Regions from separate parts of the Homo sapiens genome. Here all the other regions are linked to region 4. Evidence: chromatin contacts called from ENCODE Hi-C or POLR2A ChIA-PET data. All regions are on one chromosome and are shown on one strand. The core of a region is the stretch at or near the end of the contact, and the rest is flanking DNA. Distances in the headings are between cores, read along the strand shown.

Region 1 (2,780 bases), core at 92-2,591, 120 kb after region 4:
GCTGTGAACCCAGAGAGAAAAGGAGCTGATTTTTGTTAAGGACACAGCTATCTGTCTCTACTACAATTTTTAAAAATATCTTTTAACTTTTGGGGCACTACAGCTTACTACTATGTTGCCAATGTTAATAACTTGTTTTGGTGCAGATTTTGGAATTAAGCTTCTTGTTTTATTTAGTTAAAGAATATCCTAAGGTTGAAAGAAAGGCTATTACAAAAACATCTGTTACCATTTACAGTGATTTATCTGTGGCAATCACTGTCATCCTTGACAAAAGTCATTGCAAAGACAACACCAAAATAAATTATATTCTAAAACTGATGTATGTTTATAAGTCATCCATAAACTCAGATCTCATTCATCTAAAAACACTTCCTTGTTCTCAGTGACTGACTTTATAATATTTAACAGAAATGTGAACTTATAAAATAAACTTATATTAATAGAATATTTTTATCTGTTCTGGATATATTGAGGTTGCCTATAAGGTTTATCTTGAAAAGGGTTCCACTGCTTAACAAATTTAAAACAGTGATACTAAAGTCTCTTCTAGCTCTAACATTTATAATGCTTTCTATTTTTATATGCCATTGAAAGAAAGACTAACTCCTGATTGCATATAAATGGTGCAATGCAAGTTAAGTTATTTTCCTTAGTAGAAAAGTTAAGTTGCACTGGGAAAACTGTTGCATAATGTGCTTCCCCAACCTGTAACTTAAATCACTTAAATACATTATTTTAGAAATTCTCAGAGACTTGAAATCTTCTGAGGTGTCTACCAACTGATAATCCATGCAAATAATTTCCACAGCTTGTTTGATATTTGCAAGTGAAACACACTTTTGCTTGTTCGTAACTAAGCTCATCTCTCCTGCATTAACTATAATGTCAAGTTTGGGGGGGGGGGCGGCTCTTTAATTAAAGAGCCCCAGACCTTTCAAGGATCAGCATTGATTGTCTTCTGCTTCAGATCCCTTCTTGATTAGGTTTAAATGTCCTTTTTGGTAACTATGGGCTCCTTTGTTGCTCCTTTAAAGGAGTAGCCCCCTGCCTACCTCACTCAGAGGCTGGTTTGGGCCTGAAATATATAACCAGACAATCCTGCTATGTATCTGATATTGCGGAGGCTAGAGGTGCTGTGGGTTTTGTTTTCAAGGTTGCAGATGGAGTTGAAGGTCATAATGCCTTTTCCCATGACTGCTGGCAGCAGCTGCAGGGTTACTAAGGGAATAGCCACAGACCACAGTGTGATGAGAGGAATAAACTCAGGTGACTCTGCCTGTCTGGCTTGTATAAAGTCTTACAGTCCTGCCTTCATTGGGGAGTCCTTGCATAGGGCCAGCCAGGCTCCTGGAACCATCACTGCCCTCTACTGGATCAGCATAGGAGTCCTTGAAGCCCAGTGGGTCCTTCTGATGAAATGGGTGTTAGCCTTTGAGCTCTGAGGAAGTGGCGACCACAGAATTTATCCTCAGTTCACCTCATGCACTTAGCCAGTGACAATGGTTTGCTTGGTTTGACATCTGCTTGTACTGAAACTAGTCATATCTGTGAGATCTGTCAGATGCGGGTTCTATTCAATTTGGTACACTTGTACAGAAAATACCATTTTGGGTTTGAAAGCAGATACATTTAGATCAGAGACATGAAAAGACAAAATGGCTTTAGAATGCTGAAAAAGGCCTTGGCAACTCTGAAATGGTGTTTTCATTTAAGGCTAATTTGTATGTCAAAGCAGATTCAGGAAAGTCCATTTGAGAAAATCCCCTTAGAAGTGACTATTATTTCTATTATGGTTAGTCTTTAATGTGCAGAACACTGTGGAGCTGGGACAGTGAGACTTGGCGGCCCATTTACTTTAGCCACCAAATGTGACTTTTTTTGTGCCCAGAATCACTTCTGTTACTTTTTCCAGAATTTCTCATCCCCTTCTACTTATTTTCAGTCTTTTTTTTGACCCACGCCTCTATTTTATTTTTCATCCAACCCTCTGCAATGAATGACAAAAATGGAATACTGAAGGAGAAAATAACTTAAAGCTATGAAATACATGTTTGATCTACATGTTCCTTGGAGAAAGTGTGGAACATTCAGACAAGAATAAAGAGGAAGGTTAGATCACCCCGATTGCTCTCTGCACCCATCCTTCTCCACCTTGCTGAGTGCCTGGGGAAGCTGAGCTCCATCCAAAGGCCCCCTTGCCTTCGGACTTCTGCTGGAGTTTTGCCTGTGTGAGTGAAGTTGGGCCTGACTTCCTTCCTGTGGGGTTGCAGCTGGCTGTCTGTGTGCCTTGACTGAAGGGCACAGCTCTGTCCAGCAGCCCTCTCTCTAAAGGTTCAGGAAACCACTCTTTCCTCCAACCCCTTCTGGCCTAGGCTGCTAATGGGGCTGACCCTAGGAACCCGTACCATTCTTCACTCATACCTCACATATAGACCCTTAAGACACTCTCCTCAAATTACCCAGTATACGAGTTTTATCAGTTTTCTGCTGAAACCCAGGATGGTCCAATCATAATCCCTACTTAGAGATAAATATGGGTAATCATGTTGGAGTATCTCCTTAGCTACCTTTATTTATTATCCTGTGGGATCAGATTAAATCATGAGTTAGAGATGTAGCCTAATTCTGTGTGTACATCTTTATATCTTACCTTATATCTTACCCCTCCCACATGTAATTACTTATGAGAGTGACCCCCTATTGTTAAAATCTTCCCTATCTCAAATAATGAACTTTATTGACTACTTTTTGTTTCACTATATGGATAGAACTGAATT
Region 2 (2,720 bases), core at 70-2,569, 80 kb after region 4:
AGAATCTGGAAATTATTCCTAAGCATTCTTGTTTTATGACAATGTAGTTATTTGTATAAGTTCAATAAGAATCTTTATTTTTTTGGTAACAGGATACAGTGGAAACACTGGTTATTTTTCCAAAGCTTTAACTAGAACGTCATATTTTCAAATAGGACAAAATTGCTTTAAGGAATTGAGATTGAAGCTAATAGACTTGGAAAAATATGGGCCTAATACTTTGTCTACACAATTTCCTTACAAGGTTTCTGACCTTGTGGTAAGTAAAGAATGTTACTTTTGGACAGGTTTGGGAACCTCAAGATATTCTGGGGACCTCAAGAAGAGGGGAAGTCACCTAATCTGTGCTGGTATTACAAGCACCGTCTGATAGTGAATCCTTGGGTTGGCTACTTAGGCTCAAGAGGCTTTTAAAAGTCCAACCCAAAATCTGTTATAAAAAAAGTTACAGCAAAGCTAATTTAAAAGGAGTCTCTATGGCCAATCACTATTCTTGCTGTACTTTACACGAATAACCAAGGCAAATACAATCTGACTAAAACTTATATGGCGAACAAATTGGTCTCACTGTGATTTTTCTTTGGTAGAAAAAGGGACTGGAGAGAGAACTATCATGTTTCAGAAGATAACTATAGTATACCTGTTATTAGACTCTAGCCCTGACTGTTGTTTTTGAGTTTTAAAAATTTGCCCTTTTTTTGGACTGAATACTGGATTATCTCCTGGTTATAACATGTCTCTAAAGAAGAACTTGAAGTTGATTTTCTTCTTGATGATTTTAGTTGGCTCCCTAATGGTATAGGCTCTCTTTTTTCCATTCTGGCATACAAATTCTCCTTTTAATTCTAATCCTTATGTGAATTTTTTGCACTATGTAAATTATTAATACTATGTATGTCTCATTGTTTTACTTCTTCCAAGAAAACAAAAATCATGCAATTCTAAAGATTAGAGATGATTCAACAAGTGAGAGCAGCTATAAATTGATATCTTATTTAGTTGGTTACACTCAGGACTAACTCCTTTATTTTGTACTGGTCTTCAAGTTGTTATTATTATAACCATAACCATAAATATAAACATAGTTGTCATTTTCCTGACTATTAAGTTACTCATTATTTTCATTTCTGCTTGCTTTAGATCAATGTCTAAAGCCAAAATCATGGTCACCCAGCAACTGGCAATGATTCATTATTCAGGAGAATAGCATGTAGTCTTGTGTCCATGACCTACATTCCTAGCAATCTGCCTTACCTGCAGTAACAAGGTTCTTTGCCCCCACTGAAGGATATGACTTTCTGAGAATGAGCTTTCCTAGCACCAAGGAATGAAGCAAGTCTATCACTGTAACCTAAGCAGAGATTGATCATCAATGCTTCTATGGGAAGATTTTGGATCAAAAACGGGAAATAAAAACCAGACGTCACTTTGACAGTTTAAAAGAAAACAGGCTTTCAAATTAATCTGCCTTGGGAAAGTCTTGTGATTCATGATGACACCTTCTTCTTGAGTAAAGAGTCTTGTCTTGAGTTCCTCAAATTGTTGATGTACTGATTAATGCATAGCCTACTGACACTGAAAAGGATGCTGACTCATTTTTGAATTATAAAGTTTTACTAATTGTTTTGCATGCAGACATTTTAGCCTGTACATTGCAATCTGTATCCAGTGATTGTAAACCTCTATATTGCACCCTCCAATGAAAAGAAAATCCAGTATGAGGAGTCCCCCTCCCTTCTCCTAATCTCTCCTATAAAAGTTTTCCAACAGACTTCAAAACACTCTTAACTTTGATGGTGTGTTTTCTCAAGTTTATCCTCACATTTGGCTTTGGAGGAACCTGAATTAAATTATTTTTATCTGAAAAGCCTTAATTTTAATTGACACATTAACTGGATTTTTTAAATTTTTTATTTTTATTTTTTTGAGATTGGCTCTTACTCTGTCACCTGGGCTGGAGTGCAGTGGTGCAATCATGGCTCACTGCACCCTTGACCTTCCCAGGCTCAGGTGAACCCCCTACCTCAGCCTCCCAAGTAGCTTGATTACAGGCACATGCCACTACACCTGGATAATTTTTGTATTTTTTGTAGAGACAGGGTTTCTCCATGTTTCCCAGACTGGTCTCAAACTCCTGGGTTTAAGCGATCTGCCCTCACTGCCTCCCAAAGTACCGCGATTACAGGTGTGAACCACCACACCTGGCCTACACACATTGATTGAGTTTTGATTGTTAAACTAATCTTGCCTTCAGAGGAAAGAGCCTACTTGTCATGATGCACTATACTCTCTATATGCTAGATTTGATTTACTAGTATTATGTTAAAGAGTTTTGTATTTTTATTCAAGGGAGTTATTTTTATATACTTTTCTTGTAATGTCCTTGTCCGGTTTTAACACCAGGTTTATCTTGTTCCCATAAAATGCATTGGGAAAGTTCCTCCTACTTTATTTTCTCAAAGAGTTTGTATAAAATTGATATTTATTCTTCTTTAAATGTTTGATAGAAGTCATGAATGGGACCATCTTAGCCTTGATGTTTCTTTGTGGAAAAATTTAAATAAGTTAAACATCCTTAACAGTTATAGGGCTATTCATATGTTCTATTACTTCTTGCATAATTTTTCACAATTTATATTATTAGTGGATTTTCTCTATTTTATTGAAATTGGCAACTTAATCAGCATAAAGTTTTTCATGATATTCCCTTATTAGTCTTT
Region 3 (2,783 bases), core at 85-2,584, 100 kb before region 4:
GGTTGAGGTGGGAGGATCACTTGAAGCCAAGAGTTCTAGGCTACAGCAAGCTACGATCATGCCACTGCACTCCAGCCTGCGTGACAGAGCAAGAACCCCTGTTAAAAAAAAAAGAAAAAAGAAAAAAGAAAAAAAGAGACAGAGAACTGATTAGTTAACATCAGGCTACTTCTTTTGTGTGTGTGTGTGTTTTTTCAAATTTACTAAGTAATGAAACAAAAGATCCAACAGTTCTTACATAGCCTTTATTTAAAAAAAGAAAAAAAGATAAATTGTCTTGAAACTACTCCTAAGTATTTTGAAAAACATTTCCTTTTAAAAGTAGCTGGCCAAGAATCCAGAAAACCTTTTCATTTTAGAGAATCTTCCTCTCTCTTGCTTTTCTGTTCTCTTACCTGATGTCAGTCATTTTGTTTTTCCTGGGCAGTCAGAAATCAGTTTTTACTTTGGAACTAAGACACTCATTTTTGGCTTTAAAAATTGTTAATTATATTGTTCGGTTTTGGGTACTATCTTTGGGTAAGTTGACAATTTCTAGGTTTTTTGTTAATTAAAAATTTTTAGTTTTACTACCTCTGTATCTACTTGCGTAAAAAAGGATAGTATCTAATTATATTTTAACTTACCACTTTTTAAAACTTTTAACTGTTTATATGTGTAAGGATTTAAGTAGAAGTTTTTCGTACTGATTGAAGATTTAAACTGGCTTGTTTGGAAAATCAGCTGTTACCTCTTTCTCCTGATTTCTCAGAAGGTCAAATAAATACTTAGTTTGAGTTTGGTAGAAGTGAACTTTAGTATGAGTGATCCCATTCTGATTTTTTATCTGGTCTGTTGAGGCCTGGTGCAGAAACTTAGTCCAAAACAATGGCCTCTTGTGATTTTTATTTAACAGTATTATCTTCGTGCTTTAAATACCTTTTCCTTAAAATCACAGAGTTTCAGATTTGTCTCAGGTCAGAAATTGTTCATAGAGCAAATTATCTGCATCAAATTACACTGGCTGTTTCTGTCAGGAAAAAGTTGACTTTATTTATTTATTTTTACTGAAAATAAATGTGATTACATGCATGTCTGTGCAACCTCACTTCTGAATGTAAGAGACACAATGTTGGGGAGGGTGGGAGAGAAAATCAGGGTAAAGGCATGGAGCCTTGCTTTGGCTTTCTTCACCTTGCCCTACCTCTCCCGAAATCTCCATTCCCTGGTCCCTCTGCTTGGTGGCCCAGAGGTGTTTACCCCTGGAGCAAGCACACAGGAAGCTTAGGTCCCAGTGGGGCTTTGCCTTCCCTTTCTTTTACAAAATGGTTGCAGGGCCTTTGGTTGCGAGAGAGGATGTGGGAAAGGGAACCACAGGCCGCTGCAGACTTCTCTTCTGTAGAGCAGTGTTATGAGAGGACACGTGGGAGCTGGGGATTTGAACATTGCTTCTGTTTAAGCTATCCATGCCTGTGAACCCTTGGAAGGTCTTTATATCCCCAGAGTTATGAGTACCCCAGTTTGAAGACCACTTCTTTAGACCCCTCCACTTACTCCAGTTGAGTCTGGGATGTGCCCACGCAGATCTGATTGCAGCTCTTAGATTAGGCCTTCATGTTTGTTGAATATTTACAATGTACCAAGTGGCTTACCTTTATAAGTTTGTCTTCCTGAAGACCTTGTTACAGATAACTCAGGTAGCAGAAGACTCAGGAGCCAGACTGGGATACTCCTAATCCCTAAATTAACTTTTGTTCCTGCCACAAAAACTTTCTTAGTTGCATAAGACATGGTCAGCTGAGCTCGTGGATTGAAAGGAGGATCTGAAAGGAAACCTCAGCGTTTGTAGACCATTTCCTGCTTGTGGTTTCCAACTTAATGAGAGAAACAGTGCCTTTTTACAGCCATATCTGTAATAGTGCCTTTTTAGGGCTGTATCTGTGCTACTGAGTCTCCCCTTGACGAAAACTTAGTCAGGCTTCTGTGACCTTGGGCAAGTCCCCCAAGTGTCCAATTTTAGCAAGAATCCTGCTGAATCAGTTTAGCCAGAATCTCCCACCTTAATATCTGATCATCCTCAAAATCTGATCAACATTCTCATCCTCCACCATCCACTACGTAACATCAGATCACCCTGACCTGCCTTCAGCAAGAATCCCATTATGTTTGTTTAACTAGAGAATCCCCTTACCCTTGATGCTTTCTCTTGGCAATTTTCCATCCACCTACTCCTGCACTGTGCTCCCTGTCTATAAATTCCCCCTTTTTCTTGTTGTACTTGGAGTTGAACCTGATCTCGTTCCCCTGATAACAAAAACCTCATTGTAATAGCGCCCGCCATCCTGCCCCGCTTGAATAGTCTTCCTTACCATCTTTAATAAGTGTCATGAATTTTTTTTTCTTTAACACTCTTGTAGGGCTTTAGATAACCTTGGAGGCAATTTCATTTACTTAGATCTGCATATTATTTTGATGTGGTAATTTATAAAACACAGACTTGGTATCTTTGTGTTGCTGTAAAGCAATACCTAAGGCAGGGTAACGTATAAAGAGGTTTATGTGGCTCACGGTGCTGCAGACAATACAAGAAGCATGGCGGCAACATTTGCTTCTGATTAGGGCCTCAAGAAACTTCCACTCATGGTGCAAGGTGAAGGGGAGCCACCATGTAGAGATAACATGGTGAGGAGGAAGCAAGAAAGAGGGAGAAGGTGTCGGGTCCTTTTCTAACAATTAGCTCTCAGGGGAACTCTTGCTGGAATTCTTGTAGTAACTGATAGAATAACTCACTACTGTGAGGATGA
Region 4 (2,775 bases), core at 276-2,775:
CAAGGGAGGGTGATTTTTCTAAATAGAGAAACTAGATCTGATGCAACTGATTCAGAAGCATGGGAGAAATACAGTGATATAGGACAGAGAGGGTATAATTGCAAAGTAGTGGGAGAACATAGATTCAGAGATCTAAGTAGAGTAGGTGGGCTTTTTTGGAAGAAAGGACACATCTACCTTAGTAACTTCAGGAAAGAAGGTAGAAAGCAGACGCACAGAAGAAAGGAGATATATAGATTTGGTGATGAGAAGATAAGGTAACTCCATTTAAATTGCTTCTAATTTCTCAGGAAAATAGGAGGTAAGTTCAACAGCTGGGATGAGACAGAGATGTCTGAGGAAGAGAAAGAATAAAATAGCTGTCTATGAGAGCTGGAAAACAAGCACACTGGGGAAGTGTCAAATATCCATTCATGACTCTGAGTCATGAATTTATGGTGGAACTATTTAGTGGCATTGAGTGGTTTTCTTTAGCAAAATTCAGTTACAAGAATTTGGCCAGAGTTAAATTTAATCAGGTTTGAAGGTTTTCTGGGGAAGTCAGAAGGAGGGAAGGGGCAGAAAGTAATTAAAGGAGTTTGCATGCAAGCAGGTGTCTGGGCACAGATGGCAGTGAGGACATGAAGGTAATGGACTGGAAAAAATGTCACCAGTGAGTGGAGGAGTGGTCAGGAGGTTGATATATACCATCCACAAGGAGGGAGATGTGAGTGAATTGTGGTCTAATGATATGAGCTGGATATTTTAAAGAAGGAGAGGCAAAAGAAAGCTTTGAAAATGGTACTAGGAGCTAGGAAGACATCAACCAGGCTCTAGGTTCATGGGTTATTAAGAAAAAAGCAACCCTTGCTTGTGGTTATAGGAAGGAAAAGGTTTCAGTTATGAAAAGAAGATGAACACCAACTGGGAGTCCCCAGTAGCCCAGTAAAGGAGAGGATAGAGAAGGTGGGGGGAATGAATGGAGGAGTATGGGATCCAGACCGGAGGGAGATGGGTGGATGAATGATAGGGTCTTAGGCTTCTGAGAGTGGTTGAGTTAAAAGGGAATAAAGCATGAGAAATTCATTTTGATGGCCTCTTCATGGAAGGCCCAGAAGTTCAGGTCTCTGTCCCATACTATAACTAGAAGGAGTGGAGAAGCTACAGATGAAAGGTGTTATATGAGCTTCCTTGGGGTTTCTGGCCTCAGCTAGAGGTCCACCAGCTAGAGGTTCTTATTGTGACTGACTAGCTGCATGCCCTTGGGCCAATTCTTGTCTGCTTTCCTCATGTATAAAATGAGTCATTTTCAGTGCTCATGTGCTATTCTCATTCTCGGGAATGGTTCTTACTTCCTTGTCAGCCTGTTGAAATCCTAGACATTCTAAGAATTATCTCAGAAGCTGTCATTAGGCTATTCTCAATGTAATCACCCAATCAACCAGAAGTGACATTTCACTTCTCAGAATCACTGTTACACTGTCTGAACCACCCTCATGACAGTTATCAACATCTTCTAACTAATAGAGTTATTTGTGTTTATCTCTCATATATGTTGAAAACACCATGAGAATAGGAGAGGTGACACATTCTTTTTGCTCATAGCAGGTGCTTGATAAGTGTCTGTCAAATGAACCAGTAAAGCATACTTCTGGAGGACAAAGTAGTCATGAAGTAATGGAGACTTATTAGAAAAAAAAAGTGAAAACAATCTTGTATTTCAAATTTGCATGAGACATTTAGGTCAGTGGAAAATGTGATGTCATCAGGTCTAAGAGTTGCTTGTGTGGCTGTTGCCACAAACTTGTGTCAGTTACAGATAGAATAAATCTATTAGCAGAGAATTAATTGCTGTATGCAGATAGCTTCATGGAGTTGAAATAATTCTGCCATGTTAAGTGGAAAATAGCAGAGGAAGAAAGGAAGAGGTGAAAATTAATGTATTTGAAAGAATGTTGAAAATACAAGAACAAGTGGAAGGAAATACTATAATTCTTAGGCTTTAAAAAAAAACATAAACGTAAATGTAGAGGCCAGGCGCAGTGGCTCACACCTGTAATCCCAGCACTTTGGGAGGCTGAGGCAGGCGGATCACCAGGTCAAGAGACTGAGACCATCCTGGCCAACATGGTGAAACCCCGTCTCTACTAAAAATACAAAAATTAGCTGGTCATGGTGGTGTGCACCTGTAGTCCCAGCTACTCAGGAGGCTGACACAGGAGAATCGCTTGAACCTGGGAGATGGAGGTTGCAGTGAGCTGAGATGGCGCCACTGCATTCCAGCCTGACTGCAGAGTGAGACTCCACCTCAAAAAAAAAAAAAAAAAAAAAGTAAATGTAGAATTTGTTCTAATACTCAAGGGATGAAAAATTTCTCCAAGCTAATGATTGTCTAAAGCACATATTTCTACTGGGACATGTTTTAATTACTGGGCTGTGGAAATCATATGACATGGGTTGGAATGTGAGTTGTTCTGTCTGTTAAGTGAAGAATTTTTAGTGGCTGCATTTTTTTGAATGAAACATTGAGTCACATGATCTGACAAGAAAGAATGTACTTATGGGGTCAATGGGACAGAATACTGGACATTGGAAAATTTCCAATAGGAATAGGAAAACACCAGTTTATGTTATATAACACCACCATCACTATTACCACTACCACTGCCATCACCTACAAAAATAGGAGCAAAAGCCTTCTAAGCACTGTGTCAGTGTCTGTTCTGCATATTTTATGTCTTGCATTAGTCAAGGTTCAACCAGAGACACAAGACCAGCAGGACATATATAAAGACA

Evidence for each region. A loop is a pair of places that touch in the nucleus more often than their neighbours do. ChIA-PET counts read pairs that join two places held with the same protein, here RNA polymerase II (POLR2A). Pooled maps may share reads with other maps.
Region 1: a loop to region 4 is called in a map of naive thymus-derived CD4-positive, alpha-beta T cell, with 7 times the contacts of the local background. The contact joins two enhancer-like sites. A Hi-C loop is called at or near these places in 6 of 168 maps with a recorded cell type or tissue (Calu3, PC-9, chondrocyte and 3 more), 6 of 37 single-sample maps with no recorded cell type and 15 of 50 pooled maps. POLR2A ChIA-PET finds 5 or more read pairs at or near these places in 10 of 52 experiments (A673, AG04449, BJ and 6 more).
Region 2: a map of MCF 10A shows a loop between it and region 4 (2.2-fold over the local background). The contact joins two enhancer-like sites. A Hi-C loop is called at or near these places in 1 of 168 maps with a recorded cell type or tissue (MCF 10A), 2 of 37 single-sample maps with no recorded cell type and 5 of 50 pooled maps. POLR2A ChIA-PET finds 5 or more read pairs at or near these places in 4 of 52 experiments (H1, MCF 10A, OCI-LY7 and 1 more).
Region 3: a map of naive thymus-derived CD4-positive, alpha-beta T cell shows a loop between it and region 4 (3-fold over the local background). The contact joins two enhancer-like sites. A Hi-C loop is called at or near these places in 1 of 168 maps with a recorded cell type or tissue (naive thymus-derived CD4-positive, alpha-beta T cell), 9 of 37 single-sample maps with no recorded cell type and 10 of 50 pooled maps. POLR2A ChIA-PET finds 5 or more read pairs at or near these places in 2 of 52 experiments (HepG2 and activated naive CD8-positive, alpha-beta T cell).

The regions. Positions count from the first base shown.
Region 1 is chr1:185,558,675-185,561,454 of GRCh38, forward strand. It overlaps LINC01350 (long intergenic non-protein coding RNA 1350), which reads right to left. Exons shown (of 4, transcript NR_110793.1): 4 at 1. The region is part of intron 1 of LOC107985239 (a long non-coding RNA gene); the gene reads left to right. Among named protein-coding and RNA genes, the nearest start is that of LINC01350, 68 kb to the right of the region's middle. Within about 2 kb of position 1,342, at least 6 of the 41 ENCODE cell types and tissues checked have a DNase peak (open chromatin) inside an H3K27ac peak, as active enhancers do; they include natural killer cell, where a contact is called at or near this core.
Region 2 is chr1:185,519,217-185,521,936 of GRCh38, forward strand. All of the region lies in intron 1 of LOC107985239 (a long non-coding RNA gene), which reads left to right. Among named protein-coding and RNA genes, the nearest start is that of LINC01350, 110 kb to the right of the region's middle. Within about 2 kb of position 1,320, at least 3 of the 41 ENCODE cell types and tissues checked have a DNase peak (open chromatin) inside an H3K27ac peak, as active enhancers do.
Region 3 is chr1:185,337,562-185,340,344 of GRCh38, forward strand. All of the region lies in intron 1 of CBSLR (CBS mRNA stabilizing lncRNA), which reads left to right. Among named protein-coding and RNA genes, the nearest start is that of CBSLR, 22 kb to the left of the region's middle. Within about 2 kb of position 1,335, at least 12 of the 41 ENCODE cell types and tissues checked have a DNase peak (open chromatin) inside an H3K27ac peak, as active enhancers do.
Region 4 is chr1:185,438,611-185,441,385 of GRCh38, forward strand. No RefSeq gene overlaps it. Among named protein-coding and RNA genes, the nearest start is that of CBSLR, 120 kb to the left of the region's middle. RefSeq lists an enhancer at 1,407-1,456. Within about 2 kb of position 1,526, at least 6 of the 41 ENCODE cell types and tissues checked have a DNase peak (open chromatin) inside an H3K27ac peak, as active enhancers do; they include natural killer cell, where a contact is called at or near this core.